2 separate regions of the Homo sapiens genome follow, and region 1 is linked to region 2. The links are chromatin loops, found by intact Hi-C in ENCODE. Cell type or tissue: heart left ventricle. All regions are shown on one strand. Each heading gives the region's core, and the rest is flanking DNA. Links, peaks and the distances in the headings are about the cores only.

The links. A loop is a pair of places that touch in the nucleus more often than their neighbours do. Peaks named below come from ENCODE experiments on the same cell type or tissue, not always from the same donor. Only the 100,000 strongest peaks of a DNase experiment are listed, where the experiment ranks them.
Region 1: it touches region 2 in a loop (5-fold over the local background); 71 of 110 quality-filtered maps call a loop at or near these places.

Annotation. Positions count from the first base shown.
Region 1 is chr10:27,652,710-27,660,296 of GRCh38, reverse strand. No RefSeq gene overlaps it. Among named protein-coding and RNA genes, the nearest start is that of MKX-AS1, 88 kb to the left of the region's middle. In heart left ventricle, for the core only: a CTCF peak has its summit at 3,516; a DNase peak (open chromatin) is centred at 3,496.
Region 2 is chr10:27,438,677-27,446,263 of GRCh38, reverse strand. No RefSeq gene overlaps it. Among named protein-coding and RNA genes, the nearest start is that of PTCHD3, 28 kb to the right of the region's middle. In heart left ventricle, for the core only: no CTCF peak of the experiment used is centred there; no DNase peak of the experiment used is centred there.

The sequences.
Region 1 (7,587 bases), core at 1,209-6,208, 210 kb before region 2:
CTAATTTTTCAATATTTTTTTGTAGAGATAGAGTCTTGTCGTGTTGCCCAGGCTGGTCTCGAACTCCTGGGATCAAGTGATCCTCCTGTCTCAGCTTCCCAAAGTGCCAGGATTACAGGCGTGAGCCACTGTGCCCGGACCCTGTCTCACCTCTGAGTCTGAGTGGTGCCAAGCAGAGTGTGACAATTCCAACTAACACCTGCTGAGATTTAACAAAGCACACTCACCACTTCTGTGCTGCCACAAAGTCCTTCTGGGCAGAACCCACAGCTCCTCCCACTCTGCAGACCTTCCTGAGAAACAAAACAGCACTTGGACTACGTGGTCGGCCACAGCCTGGGCCCCACTGCCTGTGCGGGAAACAGGCCAAATCTCTGGAACCAGCATGCCAAACCACCAATTGGGCTGGTGACCACTTTGACCCCGGCCCAGCCCTAAAGCCCTCAAACCAGGTAGAACAGTTTGCTTTAGCTTCACCACCAGAAGTAGGAGGCAGGTAAAGGACCCTGGTGAAGGCAGGGACGGGCAGGAGTAGCTCATGGCACCAATCCACAAAAGTGGAGAAACCTTAAGTAGTGTTTAAAGGAAAGATCAGGTCTGGCATGCCCATGCCTGTAATCCCAACACTTTGGGAGGCCGAGGCGGGTGGATCACTTAAGATCAGGAGTTCGAGACCAGGCTGGCCAACGTGGTGAAACCCCATCTCTACCAAAAATACAAAAATTTGCTGGCGGTTGTGGCAGGTGCCTGCATTCCCAGCTACTCAGGAGGCTGAGGCAGGAGAATCGCTTGAATCTGGGAGGCGGAGGTTGCAGTGAGCCAAGATCATGCCATTGCACTCCAGTCTGGGTGACAGAATGAGACTCTGTCTCAAAAAATAAAAAATAAATAAAGGAAAGTTTAGTCCTTTCCCTAAATGCTGCAGAGGTGGGGCAAAGCAAACGCCCGGGTGAAAGCAAACACCGGGGCAGGGGCAACAGCCAGAGTAGAAAAGACATTAGGCTGTGTTGTGGAGTTAAAGCAAAGTCACTCATCTGTATACTAAATGGCAGTCCAGGATGGAGGTGGGCAGAATCCAAGACAACATCAAAAACTTTGGGGGAATTCCACATTAATTCTGGAATTTGGTCATTAAGCAAATTGATTTTTAGTGAATTTGCTTTCAGGAAATTGATTTTCAGCAACAGCGTCTGTTACACTAGTATAGCAAGAGGAAACTCGCATGCCAATATAGTTACTAAATATGAGTGATATTACCTAGTCATGACGAATCATTCCAGGCTCCAGTGCTGAGCTCCAGGAACTCTGGAGAAGTGGAATGTAATTGCATGCATCTGCTCAAATTCGCTAAGAATTATCAGAGGAGGCCGGGTGTGGTGGCTCACACCTGTAATCCCAACACTACGGGAGGCCAAAGTGGCTGGATCACCTGATGTCAGGAGTTTGAGACCAGCCTAGCCAGCATGGTAAAACCCCATCTCTACTAAAAATACAAAAAATTAACGGAGCATGGTGGTGAATGCCTATAATCCCAGCTACTTGGGAGGCTGAGGCAGGAGAATCACCTGAACCTGGGAGGCAGAGGTTGCAGTGAGCTGAAATCGCACCGCTGCACTCCAGCCTGGGCGACAGAGCGAAACTCCTTCTCAAACAAACACAAAAAAAAGAATTATCAGAGGAACTTTCGCACGAGCAGGTGAAGGTGGAGAGAAACAAAGTAGCCGAGGTTAGGAGGCAGAGTGGGCTGAGCAGCCAGGGCCAGGCAGGAGCATAGAGGGGTACTGCTTATTAGCCTAAGAAAAACATCATTAGGAAGGAAATTTGCTACCGAAAACCCGGCCATCGTATATCATGCAATCCAAAGCCAAATACATTGGGAGGTTTTTGTTTATCCACTGTCTGGAATTTTCCATACTTTTGCCATTGACCAATGGAGAAACAACCTCAGCTTTAAGCTGGCTCATTAAGGCCTTTCAGAAAAGAGCCAGTGGATTTAGCATCTCATCCCAGAGGGAAGGCTCCTGATCACATTAAAACCAGAAAGATGCTGGCTGGCTGTTTCCTGCACTGCGCTGTTAGATGAAAGTGTCCAGCACTAAAGTCTCTGGAATTACATTTCACTTTCCTTTCTGCCATTGTTATTCCCAGAAATAAGCTACACAGGCACATTTCATCTCCACCCCGGCCCCCACGCCTGTTTTACTTTCTTACTACCTTTTAAATCTTTTATCCCCACCCTGTATCTTCCCTTTCTCTCTCTCCCTTTTCCTCTTTATGTAGCTTCTTGATCGTTTGTCTCCAAGTTGAAGTCACAGCTCTTGTACTAAAAACAAACAAAAAGCTCAAAAAAGCAAAACCAGGAGCCCAGGTGTAAAAACCCTCTTATGGCAACTCCTCTCTACTGTATTTGGGTAACCTGCAGAATGAAAACAGCATTGTGTCATGTTTCAATACGGTTTCACTGTTGAAGCTACAAGGGTCAGATTGCATCTCCCAACGGTAGGCAGTCTCTCTGGAAAGACCGTGATTGATTCCTGGACCAACTTCTTTAGGAGAGAAGTTCAAAGCTCAAAAAGGAGATTGGAACCCAGAGTGGGGACCCAGGTAGGCATGAAGGAGGTCTCTGCTTTTCTTGGTCAGACATCACAGAGTCTAATGCCTGGGGGATCACCCTTGAACAGCGGATGTGAAATATGGCATTTTCAAACCGACACCTAGAAAACGAAGTTGCAAAACAAGGCTAGATTTGCTACCTGAGTCCCACCTGGAGCTGTGACCTTTGTACTGCAAGCTCTACCTTGCAAGGCAGACCACCTATATTTTCAATATTTTCAGAATTTATTCCCCTCTGGTTATGTCCATCCATGATTAAATAATTTTCTTCACCGAGTCGACAAAATTTCTTTGCCGGGGTTTAGGTCTGAATGTCTTAGGATGAATGTGTCCTTGAGGCCACCAGTATGACCCCACAGAGGAGAGACTGTGGTAAGAACAGACTTGGAGTTTCTCTCAAAAAGAAGAATCTCCCTCCCCTCATTTTTAACTTTTTATTTCCATAGGTTATTGAGGAACAGGTGGTGTTTGGTGACATGATTAAGTTCTTCCGTGATGATTTGTGCAGTGACCTGGATGAGATTGGAGACTATTATTCTAAGTGAGGTAACTCGAGAATGAAAAAGGAGAATCTCCTTCTAATGCTAACTTTAGTGTCTTGGTCTTATTTCGTGTTGGAAGTTGGTATTTCTTTGGCCTTTTCCTGCTCAATTCACTTAATGGTCTCCATCTTCCTTTCCAAAACATTTGCAGTCAGTTATTAATTTTCGCTCAAGAGAATTAACTCAGTTAAAAGAAATCATCTACTGTTGTAGCCAGTAAACCCACCCGTCTCTCTCTCTTCTCTCTCTCTCTCTCTCTCTCACACACACACACACACACACACACACACACACACACACACACACACACACACACACACTCTGCAAGTTGGGTATGCTGCCACCAGGTGGCGTAGTACTTTAACTTTGCTGTTAAAAACCAGAAGTTCTAAAACCCTGGTCCCGATCACCTTTGTCAAAATGAACTGAGATAATTGTTTAAAACATAAATTCTCATTTCCTGTCCCAGACCTACTCAATAAAATCTCTGAGGATAAGACTGAGGAAATGTTTGTTTGTTTGTTTGTTTGTTGAACAGTTTCTCAGGTGAATCTGAGTCACAACTGGTTTTCAGAATTTCTGATACAAACTATGACACATATTTATACTTTTTTGCTTAAAATTCAACTGATTTTTCCTTAAACAAAGTTCCCTCGGCTTCATAATAAAATCTTCCACATTTCATTTATCAAAATATAGAACTGTTTTCTAAGTTTACAAAGATGACCTCTAAGATGATCTTCTCTCAGACTATTTTTTTCCCTTTTCTCTTCATTCTGGAAAATCTTCTTAAGCTGTCTTCCATATTACTAGCGTAGTTTTCTTTCTTTTTCTTTCTCTCTTTTTTTTTTTTTTTTTTTTTTTTTTTTGAGATGAAGTCTCACTGTGTCTCCCAGGCTGGAGTGCAGTGGTGCAATCTCAGCTCACTGCAACCTCTGTCTCCCAGGGTGAAGCGATTCTCCTACCTCAGGTTCCTGAGTAGCTGGGATTACAGTCAGTCGCACACCACCATGCCCAGCTAATTTTTTTTTTTTTTTTTTTTTTGAGACGGAGTCTTGCTCTGTCGCCCAGGCTAGAGTGCAGTGGCACGATCTTGGCTCACTGTAACCTCCGACTTCCGGGTTCACACGATTCGCCTGCCTCAGCCTCCCAAGTAGCTGGGACTTCAGGCGCCTGCCACCATGGCCGGCTAATTTTTTATATTTTTAGTAGAGACGGGGTTTCACCGTGTTAGCCAGGATGGTCTTCATCTCCTGACCTCGTGATCTGACTGCTTCGGCCTCCCAAAGTGCTGGGATTACAGGCGTGAGCCACTGTACCAGGCCCTATATTACTAACGTGGTTTTCTGAGATCTTAATTGAAATCTTTTATTTCATCTTGTATTTTGTAGTATTCCTTCCTTGTCCCATTTAATATATTTTTTTAAATCTCAGTTTGGTGACTTATTTCAATCCTATTTCATAGAGCACATGTTTTCTTAAATGTTAGTAAGAGTCCATAGCAGATGCTGTCTAAAATTGACTTCTTTTTTATGCAACAAATCTTTTACAAAAGTGTGTTCTCATTGCCTTTTGAATATTATATTTTCCTTCTTACATTGGGGAGTTTATTCCTAGGCCCCGTATGAGTCACAGTACAATCAGGAAAACAAAACACACTAGATAGTTGAAAATGGGAAGCTACGTACAGAGAATTGGTCACAGAAGTGATGGAGGAGATGAGAGGTCAAACAGGGATGCTAAGGATTAGAGAGGCGAGAGGAGCCCAGGAGCCAGGCCATTGGAAAGAAGCTGGGACCTCCATGGGCCGGCCTGGGGGAGCTGAGACCACAGAGGGAGAGGCAACACTCAGGGAGCTGGAGCCATGAAGGAGACAAGGCCACTGCCCAAGGGGCCTTCCGATGCAGAGAGAATGTCCTGGCTTCTCCCTCCCTCCCACCCTCAGCCTCCAATGGGCCAGGGAGCCTGGGACACAGAGAAGGGAGAGAGCAGAGGAGGGGAAGCAGAAGGAAGCCACCTCCACTGTGCTGGCTTGCTGGACTCACTTCCTCTCCACTCTTCTGTGAACAATCAGTTTTGTCTACTGGCCTAGTATTTGGGCTGAAAGTGAAACAGCCCAATTTTCCAACAAGCTGAATGCCTATAGAACGGAAGCTTTAGAAACTTATGTTTGTACAATGAGATGCACCTGCTGCTGCTTATTGGCCATTCCTCTTCCTTACCCGTCTGACATGGTTTGGCTGTGTCCCCACCCAAATCTCATCTTAAATTCCCATTAGTTATGGGAGGGATCCAGTAGGAGGTAATTGAATCATGGGGGCAGGTCTTTCCCATGCTGTTCTCATGAGAGTGAATAAGTCTCATGAGATCTGATGGTTTTATAAGCACGAGTTTCCCTGCACAAGCTCTCTCTCTTTGCCTGCCACTATCCATGTGAGACATGACTTGCTCCTCCTTGCCTTCCAGCGTGATTGTGAGGCCTCCCCAGCCATGTGGAACTGAGTCCATTAAACCTCTTTTTCTGTATAAATTACCCAGTCTCAGGTATGTCTTTATCAGCAGCGTGAGAACAGATACCATCCCTAATGCCTGTTTTCCCGCATGTGGTTATGATGAGACCCCTCACTTGACCACCTGCTGCCTGATGAACACCTCCTCTTCCTCACCCTTCTTGTTGTCCTTCCCAGCTATATAAACCCTTAACTTCCATCTGCAGGGAGGGAGGGATTTGAGGTTTGGCTCCCATCTCTCTGGCTGTTGTCACCGGAAAAAGCCTTCATCCGTGGCAGTACTCATTGTCTCCACGATTGGTTTTCTGTGCAGCAAGCAATGGGACCTAGACTGAACCCCTGGTGTTAGTAACAGCTGAATGCCTCTCCGATACCCCTCAGAAGGTGCCTGCCATTCCTAAGCAGGTGCAACCCATTAACTAGAGGAATGAGGTAGGAAGTTGGGGGTTCCCTGGCAGCACATCTCCTCTCTGCTTCAGGGGAAGCTGCCCTTCCAGTGCCAGCTGCTCTCACTGATCCTCCTCCTGGGCCTGTGGCTGCATCATCGTGGCCCCCCTGCCTCTGCCTCTCAAGGGGCAGCTCCCCCCACATTCAGCCTCCCCCTGAGCCTCCCCACCCAGCCTCCCCTGACATAACCTCCCCCCGAGCCTCTCTTTGCTTGACCTCATTCCTGATGCTGCTGCCTGAGAAACTTCCGAAAGCCCAGCACTGACCACTGCCTGGCAGGGCTCCAGGAGCCCCACACTTCACCCTGACTTCTCCTCCTAAAAGATGATGTGTTGAAAGAAGATCCTTACTCCTGCTGAAGAGGCCTCATCCCCCAGCCCTCCTAGGGGGTGTCTTCATCTGGACCTGTGGGTTGAGCCTCCCTTACAATGGCTGAAAGTCCTCTAAGAGGGTGTCCCCTCTCTGTCTCATAATCTGTCCTCACACTAGGACCCAGCAGACATTCATGGAGTTTGAGACCCTCTCTATTTCTTTCCTGCAAGGCCACCACAACCAGGGACTCTGCAAGGCTCTAAGGACACAAATGAACAGGACAAAGCTCCTGCCCCAAGGAGCTCATGGCCCCACTAGGACAACAGGCAAATAAAGAGGCACTCCCAGGACAGAGGAAGGGCCAGACAGGGCGGGCAGAGCATGCAGGATATGCAGGGAGGAGGGGCACCTCGTCCCACCTAGGGGTGGCAGTGGTCCGTGGAGGCTTCCTGTGTGGGTACATCTAAGAGGGGACCTGAGCTCAGGAGGTGACAGGAGTGAGTAGGGCTAATGTCAGACAAAGGAGGTGCAGGGAAGGGCCTGTAAGGTAGAGGGAAGAGCACGACCAGAGGTCTGGAAGTGGAAGAAAGCCAGGTGCCTTCACAGCCTGCATGGCAGGGAGTGGGTGGAGAGTTGAGAAAAAGGTTGGGAGTGTTTTGAGAGATCTGGGAGCTGTGGCACCAGATTACGGAGGGCCTTGCTTGCTAACTCAACCACACTCTAGGTTGAGGGAAGGGGCACCCAGCGAACACGTGTCACAGCATCCCATTTGTCTTTTAGCAAGAAATTACCCTGGCTACAGTAAGTAAAAAGATCTAGAGGGAAGCCAGTCCAAATACTGGAAAGCTATGGCAATAGTTAAGGCTAGAGATGAAGACATCCCAGACTAGGGGATGGCAAAGGGGATGGAGAGAAGAGGATGAATGGCTTAGGAAAAATAACAGCACTTGGTGGCTGACTGGGTATGGGTGTCAAGGAGAGAAAGAGGGCAATACTGAGGCCTTTCTGACTTGGGTGATTGGAAGAATGAGAGGAGAACTGAAGTAATTAACACTGATTGCAAACCAGTAGGGTAAGGGTGATTTCCTTTTTGAACTTGATGAGTTTGAGACATTTGTGAAAAATCTGCTTGATCTACCTGGCTCTGGAGTGCAGCAGCTACC
Region 2 (7,587 bases), core at 1,502-6,501:
TTTAAAATAGAAAACCGATGCCATCTTGTGGTTAGTTTAATAAGGTCACGCAACTAAAATTCTGGAAAGCCAACAAACAAAAGATCCTCTTCCTTTCTCCTTTAAAATATTGTTAAAGATATTTCCCCTGGACTTTTAGACACATTTCTCTTACAATCTGGAGATTTCGTTAAAATGCTGCATCTACCCACATGAAAACACAATTAGTATTAAACTATTAATGCTAATTAAGTGATTGCTAACCACGGAAAAAGCACCAAGCAATTTTCATAATTCTAGAAAGTACACATGACCTGCCTTTCAATAACTGAGTTCAGTGCATGTTAAAAGGTAGGATTTTCATTAAAATGGTGACATAGGAACTGCAGAATACACCAAAGAAATTGAACAAAAAGGGACAAGCTTACAAAAATGCTGGAGACGGGAGGTGGTACCATTCATATCTTACAAATTTTGGAGAGTTTCTTTCAGATAGAATTCAGAGGAAATCAGATTTAAAAAATGATCCCATGGACTACTCAACTACTCATAATTAATTGCTGGGATAAATGGTGCAGGCAAGTCCTCTAAACATGACTAGATAGATGCATTTGTTTTATTCACAGATTCCTAATATCATTAAAAGAATGTATATATCAGTCCTTGAAAGTATGCTCTCTTAGCCAAAATTACCAGCATAAGAATGGTAACTTACATATGTGAATACAAAATACATTAAATGAAAAAGGAAATACTGTTAACCAATATATTCCTCTGAAATGAGAAAGAAAATAACAAAATGTATCCTTGTGACACCTGTAGACGTATGCATGGCTTGCATGTGGAAGTTGTGGATGAGGATAGAGAATGACTTGGGTATAAGATTTTCCAAATACAATTTGACTAAATCAAACAGACCCCAGGTTCTTCAGCTCTTGGACTCTGGGACTTGCCCCAGTGGCTCCTAGGGCAGTGTGGGAGGATGTTCCTCGGGCCTTCGGCCAGACTGCAGACTGCACTGTTGACTTTCCTGGTTTTGAGGCTTTCAGACGTGGACTGAGCCACTACCAGCTTTTCTCTCTCCCCAGCTTGCAGACGGCCTATCATGGTACTTCACCTTGTAATTCCATGAGCCAATTCTCCCTAATAAACCTCCTTTTTATTTACTTTTTTTTTTTTTGTTAATTTTAATTTTTTTGAGACAGAGTCTCAATCTGTCACCCAGGCTGGAGTGCAGTGGCTCACTGCAACCTCTGCCTCCTGGGTTCAAGCAATTCTTCTACATCAGCCTCCCAAGTAGCTGAGACTACAGGCCGGCACCACCGCACCTGGCTAATTTTTCTATTTTTAGTAGAGATGGGGTTTCACCATGTTGACCAGGCTGATCTCGAACTCCTGACCTCAAGCGATCCACCTGCCTCAGCCTCCCAAAGTGCTGGGATTACAGGGATGATCCACCGCAACTGGCCCAAACCCCCTTTTACATATACATATATCCTATTGTTTCTCTCCCTCTGGAGAACCCTAATAGAATAACCTATCCCTTGATCCAGTAAACTAGACTTACTCTTCTTGCCTCAGATCAGTTATTACCTCAGCAAAATTAGTTTAACATCTTCAGTTCTTGTACTGGGATCACCTTCAAATCTAAAGATAACACATGCAGTACAATCTCCATTGATGACTAAAAGCACTGCACCTCCAGCCAGTTGGTTAACTACTTAACAATAGGATTCCTTTCCCCTCATAGTTCTTTTTTTAATTATTTTTATTTTTATTTTTATTTTATTTTATTTTTTGAGATGGAGTTTCGCTCTTATTGCCCAGGCTGGAGTGCAATGGTCACTGCAACCTCCGCCTCCTGGGTTCAAGCGATTCTCCTGCCTCAGCCTCCCGAGTCGCTGGGATTAAAGGCACCCGCCACCATGCCCAGCTAAATTTTGTATTTTTAGTAAAGATGGGGTTTCACCATGTTGGCCAGGCTGGTCTCAAACTCCTAATCTTAGGTGATCAGCCTGCCTTGGCCTCCCAAAGTGCTGGGATTACAGGCATGAGCCACTGCACCCTGCCGAGTAAAATCCATTAATAGGAACTTTCAGAAAGAGGGAGGGAGAGGCTGGATGCGGTGGCTCATTCCTGTAATTTCAGCACTTTGGGAACTGAGGTGGATGGATCATTTGAGGTCAGGACCAGCCTGGCCAACATGGCCAAACCCCGTCTCAAAAAATAAAAAAATAACAACAAAAAAACAGAAAGAGGGAGGGAAAATATATATATATTCCATATGTATATATTCCATATATATTCCATATGTATGTATATTCCATATGTGTATTCCATATGTATGTATATTCCATATGTATATATTCCATATGTATGTATATTCCGTATGTATATATTCCATGTGTATATTCCGTATGTATGTATATTCCATATGTATATATTCCATATGTATGTATATTCCATATGTATATATTCCGTATGTATGTATATTCCATATGTATATATTCCGTATGTATGTATATTCCATATGTATATATTCCGTATGTATGTATATTCCATATGTATATATTCCGTATGTATGTATATTCCATATGTATATATTCCGTATGTATGTATATTCCATATGTATATATTCCGTATGTATGTATATTCCATATGTATATACTCCGTATGTATGTATATTCCATATGTATATACTCCGTATGTATGTATATTCCGTATGTATATATTCCGTATGTATGTATATTCCGTATGTGTATATTCCGTATGTATGTATATTCCGTATGTATGTATATTCCGTATGCATATATTCCGTATGTATATATTCCGTATGTATATATTCCGTATGTATATATTCCGTATGTATATATTCCGTATGTATATATTCCATATATATCTTCCAGATATACACATATATGTGTGTATATATACATATATGTATATTCCATATACATATACATGTATATATATGTATATTCCATATACATATACATGTATATATATGTATATTCCATATACATATACATGTATATATATGTATATTCCATATACATGTATATATATGTATATTCCATATACATATACATGTATATATATATGTATATTCCATATACATATACATGTATATATGTATATTCCATATACATACACATGTATATATATTACGTATACATATACATGTATATATATTCCATATACATATACATGTATATATATTCCATATACATATACATGTATATATATTACGTATACATATACATGTATATATTACATATACATGTATATATATTCCATATACATGTATATATATTCCATATACATATACATGTATATATATTCCATATACATATACATGTATATATATTCCATATACATATACATGTTTATATATTCCATATGTACATATATGTGTGTATATATGTGTATATATGTGTGTATATATATGTGTGTGTATATATATGTGTGTGTATATGTGTGTGTATATATATATATGGAATTAGAATGAGATTCATATCAGGCTTCCTATCAGCAATGCTGGAAGAAAACAATGCAGGAAGATGATAGAGTAATATCTCTAAAGTTTTGATAGACAAAAATATTGACCCCCAAATGTGATAACAGACAAATAATCATTCAAATGAGCTACAAAATGCTACAGTGAGCTAAGTGATTAGGATATATTTTATTGCTTAAAACTAAATAGGTTTGGGTTTTTTTTTTTCACGGAAAAAACATAATTTATAATTTTAAGGAATAATCCCAATTTTCTCTTTTTCCCGTGTTTTTTTTAATTGATGCATAATAGAAGTCCATAGTTTTGGGGTACATGTGAAAATTTAATACATTCATATAATTTGTAAAGATCAAATCAATGTACTTGGGATATTTATCACCTAAAATATCTGTCATTTCTTTATGCTGAAACTATTCAAACTCATCTCTTCTAGCTATGTTGAAATATCCAATAGATTACTGTAAACTATAGTAACCCTACTGATCTATCTAACACTAGGTTTTATTTCTTCTTTTCTTTTTTCTTTTTTTCAGATGGAGTCTCACTCTGTCACGCAGGCTGGAGTGCAGTGGCGCAATCTCGGCTCATTGCAACCTTGGCCTCCCAGGTTCAAGCGATTTGTAGTTCTAGTAGCTAATTTTTGTATTTCTAGCAGAGACAGGGTTTCACCATGTTGGCCAGGCTGGTCTCGAACTTCTGACCTCAAGTGATCCACCCACCTCGGCCTCCCAAAGTGCTGGGATTACAGCCACCACGCCTGACCTAGGTTTTATTTCTTCTATCAAACCATATATTTGTACTCATCAAACAACTTCTCTTCATCCCCTCTCCTGCTACCCTTCCCGGCTTCTGGTAACTACCAATCTACTAGGTCTTTTTTGTTTTTGTTTTTTGTTGTTGTTGTTGTTTTTTTAATAGCAAAACCAGGAACACAAATCCCAGATATGATCAATATGGGCGGTAGCTGTGAAGGAAAAGGATGCTGGGGAAATGCAGAGGAGGAGTAAAGAGGTTTTTTGAATGTATTAGATTTCTTATATCAACTAGAGCACATATATATATTCCTGATATTGTTTCAAAAAGATAACCTTAAGAATCTTTGTAAAATCTAAGAGTCATAAACAGGCTGGGTGCAATGGTTCACACCTGTAATCCCAACACTTTGGGAGGCCAAGGCAGGAGGATGGCTTAAGCCCAGGAGTTAGAGACTAGCCTGGTCAACCTCCACATCCTGACTAAAAATTAAAATAATAATAATAATAACAAAGTAATAGAAAGAGTTATAAGTAGACTAACAAAAGTAGAATTATAATTTACAATCCATTAAAAGAAAAAATTGAACAAAGAAAACTGGCAATCCCATCCCCTTGCCTTCACCTGGGTCTGGTGCTCCTGAACCCAGGCATCCTTAGCTTGACTGCTTCAAGGGAAGATATTGTTTCCTACCGGGATAGAGGAGGAGCAGTCATCTGACTACAGAGGCTGTGGATGAGTAACCTGATGGTCTAATCTTTACACAGACTTTCAACCCATTCTACATTTAGCTTTCTACCTGGCACTGTTTTTCAGAGGTACCTGGTGCTTTCATTCCTGAGCCTTACCAGTTTCTGGCAGGATCATCGTTCACTGCAGCCTTCTGGCACAATCATAGCTCACTGCAGCTTTGAATTCCTGGGTTCAAGTGATCCTCTGTCCTCAGCCTCCCAAGTAGCTAGGACTACAGACACATGCCACCATGTTTGGCTAATTAAAAAAAAATTTTTTTTTTGTAGAGACAAGTCTCACTATGTTGTCCAGTTTCGTCTGGAACTCCTGGCCTCAAGCTATCCTCCTGCCTTTGCCTCCCAAAGCGCTCGGATTATAGGCAATATTTCTTATCTTTATCTGCTCTTCTAGGTCAGCTGCTACAGCTGATAGCTCTCATTTTCTGTTGTCTTCTCTCTCAATTCCTTATTCTTATGGGTTTACACTTACATAGTTCCCGAAGGGAGCTCACAGAGGCATGTACATATCTAACAGCCTTCTCTGCAGCTAGAGAATACCTGCAGCCAATAATTCCCTGGGCTTATGTTTATCATTCCTAACCTCACTTTTGCTGAGTGAGCCCATGCCAAAACGAACCCATGCCAAAAATGTCAACATTCCTAGTGAACTTAGAGAAACTTAAAAGTCAGCCTTAAGGAAATATTAAATATAAACTGGAGAAAAGCAAATATATAAAAGTAATTAAAAAGATGATAATAGATACAGAAGATAATGTATGTAATTCAGCATTTCTATAACTGGGGTTGCTAAAGAAAAGAATCTAATAAACATTTCTTTATCCAAGCCCTCAGAAAACCCTCAGGAAAGAATTCAAAAACAAAATTGGAAAAGAAAAGTTTATTAAATAAATGAAGACTTGAATATTCACATTGAAAAGGAGAAATTGACAAATGCAACATATGCTAATGAAGGTACTGATTTTCAAACATAAATAAAGACTACTGTGGACAACCAGCCAGAAAAAGGGTAGTGGGGAGGCACCTACAAAGGGAGAGATAGGGGAATGATGTCATACAAAAACACTGAAGGCCAGGAGACAGTGAAGCAATGTCTACAAAATTCTCTTAGAAAGTAAAAGAAGACTACACACATATCTTCAAAGATACAAGATGCAAAGAGATGTAAGTCCTTATTTTTAAAAAACTAAAACTTCTTGGCAATTAAATCAGTTCAGCTAATAAATAAATCAAAATTAAGACCTCAGAAATAGAGAAGTCATGGTAAAGGAGCTTACAGAAAATATTGAATCCATTAAAAATAGAGCTACAGATGTAAGCAGCTGCAAGAATTTTGGCTACAGAATAGAATGTAAGCTGAATAAATTATAACAATGTAAAACACAATGGTATTTTTCACCAAACTCAGTGGTTGGTGGGGAAAAGGACAGAAAAGAAGAAACTTCTCTACTTTCAGGTTAGAAAGTCCAAAGTCAAAAAATCATGAAGTACATGTTTAAGAATATCATTTAAAATTTATTAATTTTTCAACAATATTTATTGGGTACCTGATATGTCCAGGCTTTTTTCTAGGTACTGAAGATATAAAATATAAACCACAATTAGAGACTTAAAACCAAACATAACTGAAATGTCAGTAAATATAAACAGAATAAATTATTAAAAGATAATCATTCTTAGATTGAGTAAAAAGCGAATCATCTTCTATTAGTCGGGATAGGCTAGGTAATAGTAATGCTACAGGAAGAACAAAAAAACAACATTTCAGCAACCTAACAAAAGTTCAATTCTTGTTCCATATAATGTTTAGGCTGACTTCTATTCTGTGCAATGGCTAAGAATTCCAGGCTGCCTCTATCTTATAGCACCTCCACCTCAACATAAAGCATTAGATTAGGACACAGAGAATTAGAACAGTGGCTCTGAAGTGTGTTGGACTGAAAGTAATACACAAAGCTTTTCATTATAACTCATTAGTCAGAGCTAGTCACATGACACTAGAGACTGGGAAATAATATTTTCCTTGTGTTTAAAAGGGAAAAGACAAGTAGAAATGCTAGTACGCACTAGTAATATTTATCCTACTCCTGTATGATGTATACAAAAAGCACATCAGGAATAAACAGACAAAAAAAGATTAAAGAAAATGTGGTCAAAAATAAACAAGGCAAATGAAAACCTAAAGATGTATGTATGTCTGTGTTTAAATACTGGGTTAATTTCCTTTAGAGTTATAGAACTATCAAAGTTTCTCATTTCTATTTGCATTTGTTTTGTTAGGTTTTATATTTCCAGATTTCTATAAATTTCCCCAAAGTTTTGGCTTTTTAATTTAAGTCTTTAACTGATTAGGAATTTATCTTTATATGAAATATTATGTAAACTATTGTTTACCTATGTTAAATTGTTGTTATAATTAATGCTATTAATTGTTATGTTATAATTAATGTATAATAATTGTTATGTGAACAATTTAACATAAACAATAGTTTAACATTAGGAAAATCCATACCTATAAGTTAACTATTGTCCAACATTATGTGCATTCTCGAATTGTTGGTGAAGAGTACTAGAAATACCTAATAAGTC